2 separate regions of the Homo sapiens genome follow, and region 2 is linked to region 1. A link is an interaction called in ENCODE POLR2A ChIA-PET data of the cell type or tissue named here. Cell type or tissue: PC-9. All regions are shown on one strand. Links, peaks and the distances in the headings refer to the core of each region. The heading gives the core; the rest is flanking DNA. Region 1 overlaps RNF216 (ring finger protein 216). Region 2 overlaps RNF216 (ring finger protein 216).

Region 1 (5,377 bases), core at 99-5,098:
AAAGCACTGCCTCCCAGTCCCATGCAGTAAAAATCACACTGCATAGCACGCTCACATGGTGTTGGCTGTGTGGCTATTAAGAGGAAGATGAAGAAACCGAGGTCAGTTTTGATGACAGATCAATGATCACACCCACCCCACTAACTTCACTTTTTTTTTTTTTTTTTTAACACACAATGATATTTATGACAGTGATGAGAAATAACACGCCAAAGCCAGCTGTGGAAGCTGGGTGATGGGACAATCTGGGGGCTCACTTTACTCTTTTGTAGAATAAATTTTTAAGGTTAAGGAAAAAATTCTGAAGCCAAAAATCAGTTTCCAACCTAAAAGTCTAAAATACCTTTCCTTACCAGGTTTCTGCGTTTCCTCATCAATCCTCCCTTTCACAGCCTTCCTCCCTAATTCCAACAACATCATGTCCTTTCCCCTGCCGCTTAAGCCAGGGTCCCAAAGGTCCCCAGGACTTTCTGCATGCCTGATCCACCAGGGAGATGCTGCGCTGGCCTGAGGGGAGAAGGCAGGCCTGGGAATACTCCGAGGACAAATGACCCGGGTGGAAACCCAGGCTACCATTTACTGGCCACAGTCTTAAGCAAGTAAAACCAGGATGATACATCTGCCTTCGAGCACTGCTACAGAACTGAATGTATTAACATCTATAAATGTTAGGCTCAGTCCACTGCTGGTTTGGAAAAATGAGTGTCTCTTAACCAAATGGCTAGGCGATAATTGTACCAAATTAAACTGGCTGTAAAAGCCCTAGGGTTTTATTTGAACTGGACAGGTTTCAAACTCTTACATTCAAAAGACAAAGACACTGTAGAAAACAATTCTCTGTAGTTTCTCGTAGCCAAAACCCAAGACAAACACGGACTTTGTTTTGTATTGAAAGAGAACATGCTGTTTTAAGTTTTGCCATACTCTCAAATCCAGACTGCCAGGTGCCTGTTCCTCTCACAATTTGCTCCCCACCTCAGCTACCACTCCTGTGGCCATGCAAGGACCAGTCAGTATATTCACGTTCAGTAAAGTTCCAGGATCACTCTTCCCCTACTGCAAAATAACGTCTGTTCACTTATGTGTCAAGAGCTGGCTTTCCACTCTGCTCCCTAATCCAGAAAACTGTGGTATGCTGTGACTGTTCGCTTCTGGTTTTTTGCTTCCTAAAGAAGACACCTTCTTTATAAGACTCTTAGTTGAATGCTTTTGGCTTCATTTTGATAACTAACAGAGAAAGAAAGTTACTGTTCACCACTTGAGCTCTTACTGTGGAGTGGTAGTTCAGGTTCCCAAGCAATCCCTAGTCATTAAGGATGAAAACTCAACTTCCCTCCAAAACCATGATGGGACAACTCCCTCGCTGACAAATAAGAGATTCTTCCTGGCCCTGCTGGTTAATTAAGCCAGAGAACAGGCTTGTGTGACAGTGCATGCTTTGTTTCACTGAACTTCTGAATGGCTTTGTGTTCTCAGAAGCCCCAACAGATGCTGGGTTGGAATTCGATCGGTCTCCTGGTGAGAATCAAGGAAACGGGGCTGATCGCTGTTTTGATGGGAACGGGACAAACGGAACAGAATCTCCGGCTGTGGCTATCAGAGGAAATTGGAGGGATTTGTATTTGCCTGACCTTCCTTTCAAACTTTATTTTGAGCAAATCTAGAAACTTTCTCAGGTTAGAAGATGACGATCCAACAAGAAAACAACAAGGCAGTGCATGCTATGGCACCCAAACAAGGAAAAAGCACATGAGAAACCCACACCATCAATCCCAGGCATGGGAAGCAACGGGAGGAGGCAGCAGAAGACACAGAACGAGGAGGAGAAGAAAGAAAAAAGTGCTGAGAATAGGCCAGACTGTTAACACCCACCCTCACGCTAACTCCCACTCTGCCCTTTGTCTCTAGAGATGAAATACTGCCTGTGGAGCTCTTCATAGCTCCAGCTGAAAAAAAAAATCTATTTTTTCAAGATTCATGAAGTTCCTAGAGATGGTTGCCTCCCACTGTGCTAGCTGCCAGGGGGCTGAGGAGGTGAGTCAGCAGAAGGGCTGTGCCTGGGAATGTCTGTCACACAGGGGCACGGCCTGCCTTGTGAGCACTTCCCACTGTGGGCTGCACCTCCCGATCACCCAGCAAAAGAAGGATGACTCGGGCTTGGCTTTCTATGTACAAAAAGCCTCCTTTTCTTCCACACATCTCCTTAGTGACAGGAGGGCAGGCTAGCTAAGGGTTTCACTGGGTCATAAGCTTTGTAATCTGAGTGATTTTTAGGGGTCTCTTATCCCAGCTTCCCACCCAGTTAGGAGCTTGTTCCGTGATAGAACATTCCTGAAATAGAGAACACCTGGTTACCACAGAGGACTCACATCTTTTCAAAACCATGAGTAGCTCTCAGGATTATACATTTCTTTCCCTTTTTTTGAGACATGGTCTCACTCTGTCACCCAGGCAGAAGTGTAGTGGCGCAGTCAGGGCTCACTGCATCCCTAACGTCCCGGGCTAAAGCAATCGCCCTGGAAGGAGCTGGGAACACAGGTGTGCACGCACCACCACCCCTGGATAACTTTGGGATTTTTTGTAGAGATGGAGTTTTGCCATGTTTCCAAAGCTGGTCTTGAACTCCTGAGACTCAAGAGATCTGCCCGCCTTGGGCTCTCGAAGTGCTGGGATTACAGGCATGAGCCACTGCACCAGGCCAAATTACGCATTTCTTTTTCTTTAAGATCAAGTCTTGTTCTGTTGTCCTGGGTGGAGTGCGGTGGCGCGATCTTGGCTCACTGCAATCTCTGCTTCCCAGGTTCAAGTGATTCTTGTGCCTCAGGCTCCCGAGCAGCTGGGAGGCCCTCCCCGCAACAACCTGTAGTGGCTGCGCAGCAGCCCCCTTGGATGGGCCCCACACCCTCTCCTTTGCCGCAGTCCCCACTATGCCTTCCTGCCTCCTAGACCCAGACGTCTGGATGCTCCATCCAGACATCATTTCTGCTACCACCTGCCCCTGTGGTAACTTGGGTCTGTGACCCCAGCAATCCATACTGTTTGTTTTCGATGTGAAAATCTTCCTGTTTCTTTTCTTCCATGTTTTAAAGTGTAGATATATATAGAATTACTTTTTGTACAATTCTAATGTAAGCATATATAAAATTTGACATATCTCCTGTTTTTTGGGATATTTAAATGGTGTTTCTAAATTTGTACAACTTTAAACAACTCAGTGAACAGTGTTGCAGACAGAACTTTGTGAACTTGTCCAACTGTCTCCTGCGGATAACCTTTTCTAATTAAGAGGAACTCCCAGATCAAGTACACGCACTACATCTTCGGATCTGTACACAGTAACTGCCCACTATGCCCAATTACAGTGTAGCAGATGCCAACAAATCTGAAAACTACCTACCAGCAGCCAGGTACTATTTTCATTTCCATTTATTTGATTATTAGGGGTGGCTGTTAGCCAACTCCAACAGATTGTGGCCAGGTAGAAAAGCAAGCATTTTTTTTTTTTTTTTGGGGGGGAGACAGGGTCTTGCTCTGTCACCCAGGCTACAGTGCAGTGGCAAGAACATGGCTCACTGCAGCCTTGACCTCCCAGGCTCAAATGATCCTCCTGCCTCAGCCTCCCAAGTAGCTATGACTACAGGTGAGCACCACATCTGGCTAATTTTTGATATTTTGTAAAGATGGGGGTCTCACTATGTTGCCCAGGCTGTTCTTAAACTCCAGGATGCAAGTGATGCTCCTGCCTTGACCTCCCAAAGCTTACAGACATGAGCCACTGCACCTGGCCAGCAAGCAGCTTTTTTCCCTACTTATAATTTTTTTAAACTTCCTCTGTCCATTTTTGAGTTGAGGTGAATAGACCATAGGGAGACTCCTCAGTATAACATCTTCCTCCACAGACATTCTGGCTGGGTCTGTGATGGCTACTTCTTCCCGTCTCACTTGCAGTTGAGGAAGAATGTCATTAAGTTCTGGCTGATGGGACTGAAGCAGAAGTGACCTGTTGCAGCTTCTGGAAGCCTAACATTCCTTAAGAGATAGGGAAGCAGGCTCTTTAGCCTCACTGCAGCCCCTTTGCTGCTTGGAATGTGGATTTATCAGCCAGAGCTCCTTTTCAGACAATGACCTCATGTGATCCTTGGCTATGATCTAGGGGTGGCAGAGTAGAATGCTGGAAGCAACTGGATCCCAGATAAGAGCTGCTAGCCCACCCCTGGGCTGTTCATCTCTGTACTTACACATAGAGGAGAAACACACTTCTGTTTTCCTTTTTTTTTGAGAACCCAAAGTGCCGGGATTACACCCATGAGCCACCACACATGGCTCCACATTTTTTTTTTTGAGACAGAGTCTCACATTGTCACCCAGGCTGGAGTATAGTGGCACGATCTCAGCTCACTGCAACCTCCGCCTCCTGGGTTCAAGCAATTCTTTCTCAGTCTCCTGAGTAGCTGGTATTACAGGCATCCAACACCATGCCCGGCTAATATTTATATTTTTATTAGAGACAGGTTTCACCATATTGGTCAGGCTGGTCTTGAACTCCTGACCTCAGGTGATCCACCCGCCTTGGTTTCCCAAAGTGCTAGGATTATAGGCATGTGACACCGTGCCTAGCCTTAATTTTTTTTTTTTTTGAGACGGAGTCTCGCTCTGTCGCCCAGGCTGGAGTGCAGTGGCATGATCTCAGCTCACTGCAAGCTCTGCCTCCTGGGTTCACGCCATTCTCCTGCCTCAACCTCCTGAGTAGCTGGGACTACAGGCGCCTGCCACCACGCCCGGCTAATTTTTTGTATTTTTAGTAGAGACGGGGTTTCGCCATGTTAGCCAGGATGGTCTCGATCTCCTGACCTTGTGATCCACCCGCCTCAGCCTCCCAAAGTGCTGGGATTACAGGCGTGAGCCACCGCGCCCGGCCAATTTTTTTTTTTTTTTTTAATGAGATGGGGGTCTCACTATGTTAACCAGGCTTGTCTTGAACTCCTCGGCTCCAGCGATCCGCCCACCTTGGCCTTCAAAAGTGCTGGCATCACAGGCGTGAGCTACTGTGCCTGACCCTCTCCCCCAGTTTTTCATGTATCCCTAATCTTTGTTTATGATGTCATTTGCCAGTGAGAATTTATTATTTTTTAGTCTGGCCTTGATGTAATGCAAGAAAAACCTTATCTTCTCCAAGATTATAAAAGTCATTCCCTTCATGCTGTCCTCTCTCTCCCCAGCGTAGTAGCTAGTGTGACCTGGGAAACATAGCCCCTACAATGCCCTGAAATGGCTCTCATCACACTCCAGATCTGAGGCCGGCCCCTGGGCCAATCGCTGTCACCTCCCTGTGGCTCTCTCCACCTGCAAACCTCACCTGCTTTCTTTCCGATCCCCA
Region 2 (5,377 bases), core at 213-5,212, 51 kb after region 1:
GACTAGCATGGCCAACATGGTGAAACCCTGTCTCTACTAAAAATGCAAAAATTAGCCAGGCGTGGTGATGCACGTCTGTAATCCCAGCTATTCGGGAGGCTGAGGCAGGAGAATCGCTTGAATCCAGAAGGCAGAGGTTGCAGTGAGCCGAGATCATGCTGCTGCACTCCAGCCTGGGTTGACAGAGTATGACTCTGTTATTAAAAAAAAAAAAAAAAAAAAAAAATGGAGCGTGCTTCTCCAAACTCTCAAGAACACCACTGCTGCCACGTGGTTTCTGTGGGGGCTTCTGACACCTCTGTCAAAGAGCCCTTACCTGTTGCGGCCTCATTTGCTTCTCACAACCACCCTGAAGGGGGCTGGGACAGAAAACAGGATCCCCATTTCTCTGATGAGGAAAGTCAGAGTAAATGATGTGCGGACAGTCACACAGTGGTGGCTTAAGAGTCTGAATGTTATCTGTTCTCTGGTTAAGTGCTGCTTAACCATCAGTGCCTTTAGGAAAGCTGAGGCAGGGAAGCCAAATCTGTACAATGCACGCCAGTGTTCCTAAACTGATGTTCTAAATTGTGAGGCTCACTTAGAACTGCACTTGTCAACTATTTCTTTAAATACATGTGAGCTGGGTTTGGAAGATTTGTCAAACAAGCTTTCAAAGGTAGCGCTATTTGCGGCAATGACATATTACCTACAGAAGATCTTAAAACAGCGGTCCCCAACATTTTTGGTCCTAGGAACCAGTTTCGTGGAAGACTATTTTTCCACGGACAGGGCGTGGAGAGATGGCTTCAGGCATTAGACTCTCATAAGGAGTGTGCAACTCAGATCCCTTGCATGAGCAGTTCACAACAGGGTTCACGCTCCTGAGACTCTAATGCTGCTGCTGATCTGACAGGAGGCAGAGCTCAGGTCGTAATGCTCACTCACTGGCCCAGTGCTCACCTCCTGTGTGGCCTGGGGATGGGGACTGGGGATCCCTATCTTAAAAGATAAAAGCAGAGCCCTGATTATTCTAATTGGATTCATCACCACAGTCAAGTGAATGTTATAGAAACACCAGGTTCAAAATCAAAATCTAGAAATTAAAGGAAGACCAGGTACGGTGGCTCATGCCTGTAATCCCAGCACTCTGGGAGGTTGAGGTGGGCAGATCACCTGAGGTCAGGAGTTTGAGGCCAGCCTGGCCAACATGGTGAAACCCCATCTCTACTAAAAATACAAAAATAAACTGGGCATGGTGGCGGGCGCCTGTAATCTCAGCTACTTGGGAGGCTGAGGAGGGAGAATCACTTGAACCTGGGAGGCGGAGGTTGCAGTGAGCTGAGACTGCGTCACTGCTCCATCCTGGGCAACAAGAGTGAAACTCCACCTCAAAAAAAAAAAAAAAAAAAAGAAAAAGAAAAGAAAAGAAAGAAAAGAAATTAAGGGGACATGATGTGGGATTTTCAGAAACCAAAGAGTCCACTCACATCTACTTTTGGACAAAGATACTGTAGAAAGACTCTCATATTGGCACTTGTGGACCTAAATGACATCTTAAGTTTCTTCTAGTTCTAAAAGGCTGTGACAAGCCTCTCTGCCTGCCCCTTGTGAAATCCTGAGATTAACAGATCTCATTACAGAGGAGGAAACCAACACAGAGAAATTAAGTGCCCCCAAATGACCAGGAAATCAAGAATGACAGAAATGCCAGTGTCTTACTTTCCAAGCATCTAAGGAAGGAGAAGATAAGTGAATCCACTAGCATTTCCAAGGACCTAAGTTTAAAGGTGCTAAGAGTTTTGCAAACATCCCCTCCTTTAATCTTCAGACAACCCAGTGGGTGAGGCAGAGATCATGATCTCACCATTTTACAGATGAGGAAACCAAGTCACAAAGAGATACAAGGAAGATTATGTAGGTCGTGTCCAGAATCCCGGACTGTCATGCCACAGTTAACATCTTGCCATATTCTTTTTTCTGTTTTCCAGGAGGGAAAAACAGCCGTTTTGACAATTTTCACTTTGCTTGATGGAAGGAACTAGCGACCGCAAATGGAACCGAAGAGGTAATTAGAGCAGTAAATAAGCAGCAGCTATTCCTGCTCTATGTCCTGGATTCCCACAGTTGGCTGGTGGGGACACCAGGCTTTCACGCACAGAACTGTGTAAAACTGAAAGCATTTCAAAAATGATTAGTCTTCTTTCGATTACTTTTATATTGAGAGAAAAAGCAGAGTAGAAAGCTGTTAAAATGTAACTAGACAGTAAATTGAGCCAAGGTAAAACCTGTACATAAAAAAACAGACTCACATATCTGGAAATCATAAACAAGGGGCTGCTCTATTTCAGACAAACCGCATGTCAAAGGAAATTGCCCAGCTACACCTCTTTTCTATCCTAAAGCTTTTTAAAAAAATTTAAATGTTCGTATCTCTGTTGACACTAGTGAAAAGAAGAACACATACTGAATGTGCTAAGAAATACAGAAGTTATTATAAACAAAAAGCAAAAACTCCCCTCTTGTCAAGCCTTCCTGTAGCAGTTTGTGTTTCATGCTTAGGTTTTGAAGAAAAAAGTTAAAGGCGCATGTATTTACCAGCTTTATCCTTTACATTTATACAAAGTGAGCAGAAGGCTCACTCTGCGCACCTTACCTTGCTTTACACATCTGACAGTGTATCTTCTGGAGACTTCCTTATCCATACTTATTATCAGGCTTGTCTTATTTTTTTTTGGACTGGGATATCTGTAAAACTGTGGGTGACTTAGGATTGGGCAATTCTCAGTTTATTTAGCTTTCTTATTAGTGAAAGAGTTGCTCTTAATAATATGATACGAATTCCCAAATGATGATAACAGCTACTAACATTACTGTGCAAAGCACTGTGTTCTTCAATATAAAGTTTAAGTCTGAACTCAAATGTTGACTGAATGAGAGAAGCGGGAAAAATATTCACAAAACTAGGTAAAGGAAATACTCCTTTTTCTTCAAGTGGATCTGAGAAGCCTGGCATCTTACTTGGTTCTGCTGTGGCTTCCTCTCTCATAAAAGAACAGGCTGCCGATTCTGTGAAACAAAATGATATCCTATTATATGGCACCACCATCAGTGCCTTGTGAGCCAATATGCAGAACCAAAAGCACAGGAGGGAGGTGGAAGGGGGTCCTGGAGTGCAGCGCTAAGGGTCTGGGGAGGTGGATGCTTGACGGGGGCAAAGGGCAGGCCTGGCTCCAGAAGCTGATATGGCAGCATTTTGGCTAGTTTGTGAGGTATAGGAAAAGTGACAGAAGTTACGCTCAGTTTTTGTAACCATGACTCACTCCAAGACTTTCTCAACAATAACCATATTTGTAGTATTAAAAAAAAAAAAAAAAAGAAAGAAGAAGAAAAGTGAAAGGCAAAACATCCAAAGCCGAGGAGGCAGGGCGCCTAGAAACCCACATCCCTTCTGTTGTCAAGTGATCAATAATTTCCCACTTTCTGGAGGCCATTTTCTAAAAAAAAACAAAAAACAAAAAACCCTAGGCTTGTAGTCAAGTAGTTTTCCTTTTCTCTTGGACTTCCTACAAGTTTTTAAAGCATAAGAAATGTAGTTTTAGGGCTGTAATTACATGATAGACTTGAGTAAAATCATTTAGATATGCAGAGTTTAATAAATAGTACAAAGGCCAGGCATGGTGGCTCACGCCTGTAATCCTAGCACTTTGGGGAGGCCGAGGCAGGTGGATCACCTAAGGTTAGGAGTTCAAGACAAGCCTGGCCTGCGTGGCAAAATTCCGTCTCTACTAAAAATGCAAAAAAATTAGCTGGGTGTTATTCCAGCCACTTGGGAGGCTGAGGCAGGAGAATCACTTGAATCCAGGAGGCGGGGGGTTGCAGTGAGCCAAGATTGCGCCACTGCATTCCAGCCTGGGTGACTCTGTCTCAAACAAAAAAAAAAAAAGAACAGAAAAGAGAAGAGAAGAGGAGGGCAGGTAACCCCCCTTATTTGCCGAGTTCACCTGTATTATATTTTACTTACATCTTTAAAGGTTTTATGGCCAGGCGCGGTGGGTGGCTCATGCCTGTAATCCCAGCACTCTGGGAGGCTTAGGCGGGCGGATCACCTGAGGTCAGGAGTTTAAGACCAGCCTGGCCATGGTGAAACCCTGTCTCTACTAAAAATACAAAAAATTAGCCAGGCATGGTGGTGCACACCTGTAATCCCAGCTACTTGGGAGGCTGAGGCAGGAGAATCTCTTGCACACAGGAAGCGGAGGTTGCAGTGAGCCAAGATCGCGCCATTGCACTCTAGCCTGGGCAACAAGAGTGAAATTCCATCTCAAAAAAAAAAAAAAAAGATTTTAAAGATCCTTTTTACTTCCTGTTTCTCTAAAAGCATGGTTAGCAATGCTCAGAAGCTAGGTCAGTTTTGGTGACTGACTGCTTTGTTAAGGTTTCCCAGGTAGTATTAAAGACCTGGAATCTATCAGCTGCTGCCACAGAATGAAATTCTCCTCTCCCTGCACCATCTACCACTTAGACCAGGGGAGGAGGCGCCACCTTCACCTCCCCTAGAAACTTCAGCAGCTCCCATCAGCAGTGCTTTCCCTGTACATCTGCAAGCATCACATAACCCTAAATAGTAAGCAGGACTGGCACTGTTATCCCATTCTACAGAAGAGCAAACAGAAGTCCACAAAGGCAGTGGGAAGTGCCCAGGGCTAGTGAGAGGTAGAGTGAAGATCTCGCCCTTCTCTGCTGATGCTCCTGCAATACAGCCCACACTAGAGCTCATGCCCCGACAGCCTGCAGGGATGTACACACGCATGTTCTGCCAGGACAGCTCTGCCACACCAGCCTGACACTTAATAACACATACGCACATGTGTAAAATGTACACATTCATCATGGAATTGCGATTTGGGGGCTGAAGACAACCTACAGATGAGTCAACTTGGACCCTGTGGTTCAGGGCTTATCCAGCACACAGCCAGGAGAGGCTGAAGCTCCACCTCCACACACCCCCTGCAGCACCTTTTCTGCCTGTCGTCTCTTCCCAGCTCACACAGCCGTGCAAAGAACTCTGTTCTCACGGGTTGATCTGCCATGTTTTTAAGTTCCGACAGAAGCACACCCATTTCTCTAACCGTGTGTGTAGACGGTGAGCCTGGGTGATCAACGTGACAGCACTTCTGCTCATGCCAACAGGGTGCTCTGCCAGGTCTACCCATGGTGAAGGGGAGACAAGCCACCTGACACCTCGCCACTCGGGCCGACGGCAGCATTTGACTGCTAGGACACTGTCTTGTGACCCACTTTACTCACTGCTCCTTACTTCTCAGTTATAAGCAGTAATTAGTAATGTCAGTGTTCCTGTTCTGGCTGGATTGCTCCTGGCTGGATTGCTCCAGGC

What was found. Peaks named below come from ENCODE experiments on the same cell type or tissue, not always from the same donor. Only the 100,000 strongest peaks of a DNase experiment are listed, where the experiment ranks them.
Region 2: POLR2A ChIA-PET joins it to region 1 with 6 read pairs; 8 of 35 experiments call an interaction of 5 or more read pairs at or near these places.

What each region holds. Positions count from the first base shown.
Region 1 is chr7:5,635,141-5,640,517 of GRCh38, forward strand. The region is part of intron 15 of RNF216 (ring finger protein 216); the gene reads right to left. Among named protein-coding and RNA genes, the nearest start is that of RNF216-IT1, 43 kb to the right of the region's middle. RefSeq lists enhancers at 1-1,773, 1-115, 4,221-5,085. In PC-9, for the core only: no CTCF peak of the experiment used is centred there; a DNase peak (open chromatin) is centred at 2,081; H3K27ac peaks cover 464 bases.
Region 2 is chr7:5,686,023-5,691,399 of GRCh38, forward strand. The region is part of intron 13 of RNF216 (ring finger protein 216); the gene reads right to left. Among named protein-coding and RNA genes, the nearest start is that of RNF216-IT1, 8.2 kb to the left of the region's middle. In PC-9, for the core only: no CTCF peak of the experiment used is centred there; no DNase peak of the experiment used is centred there.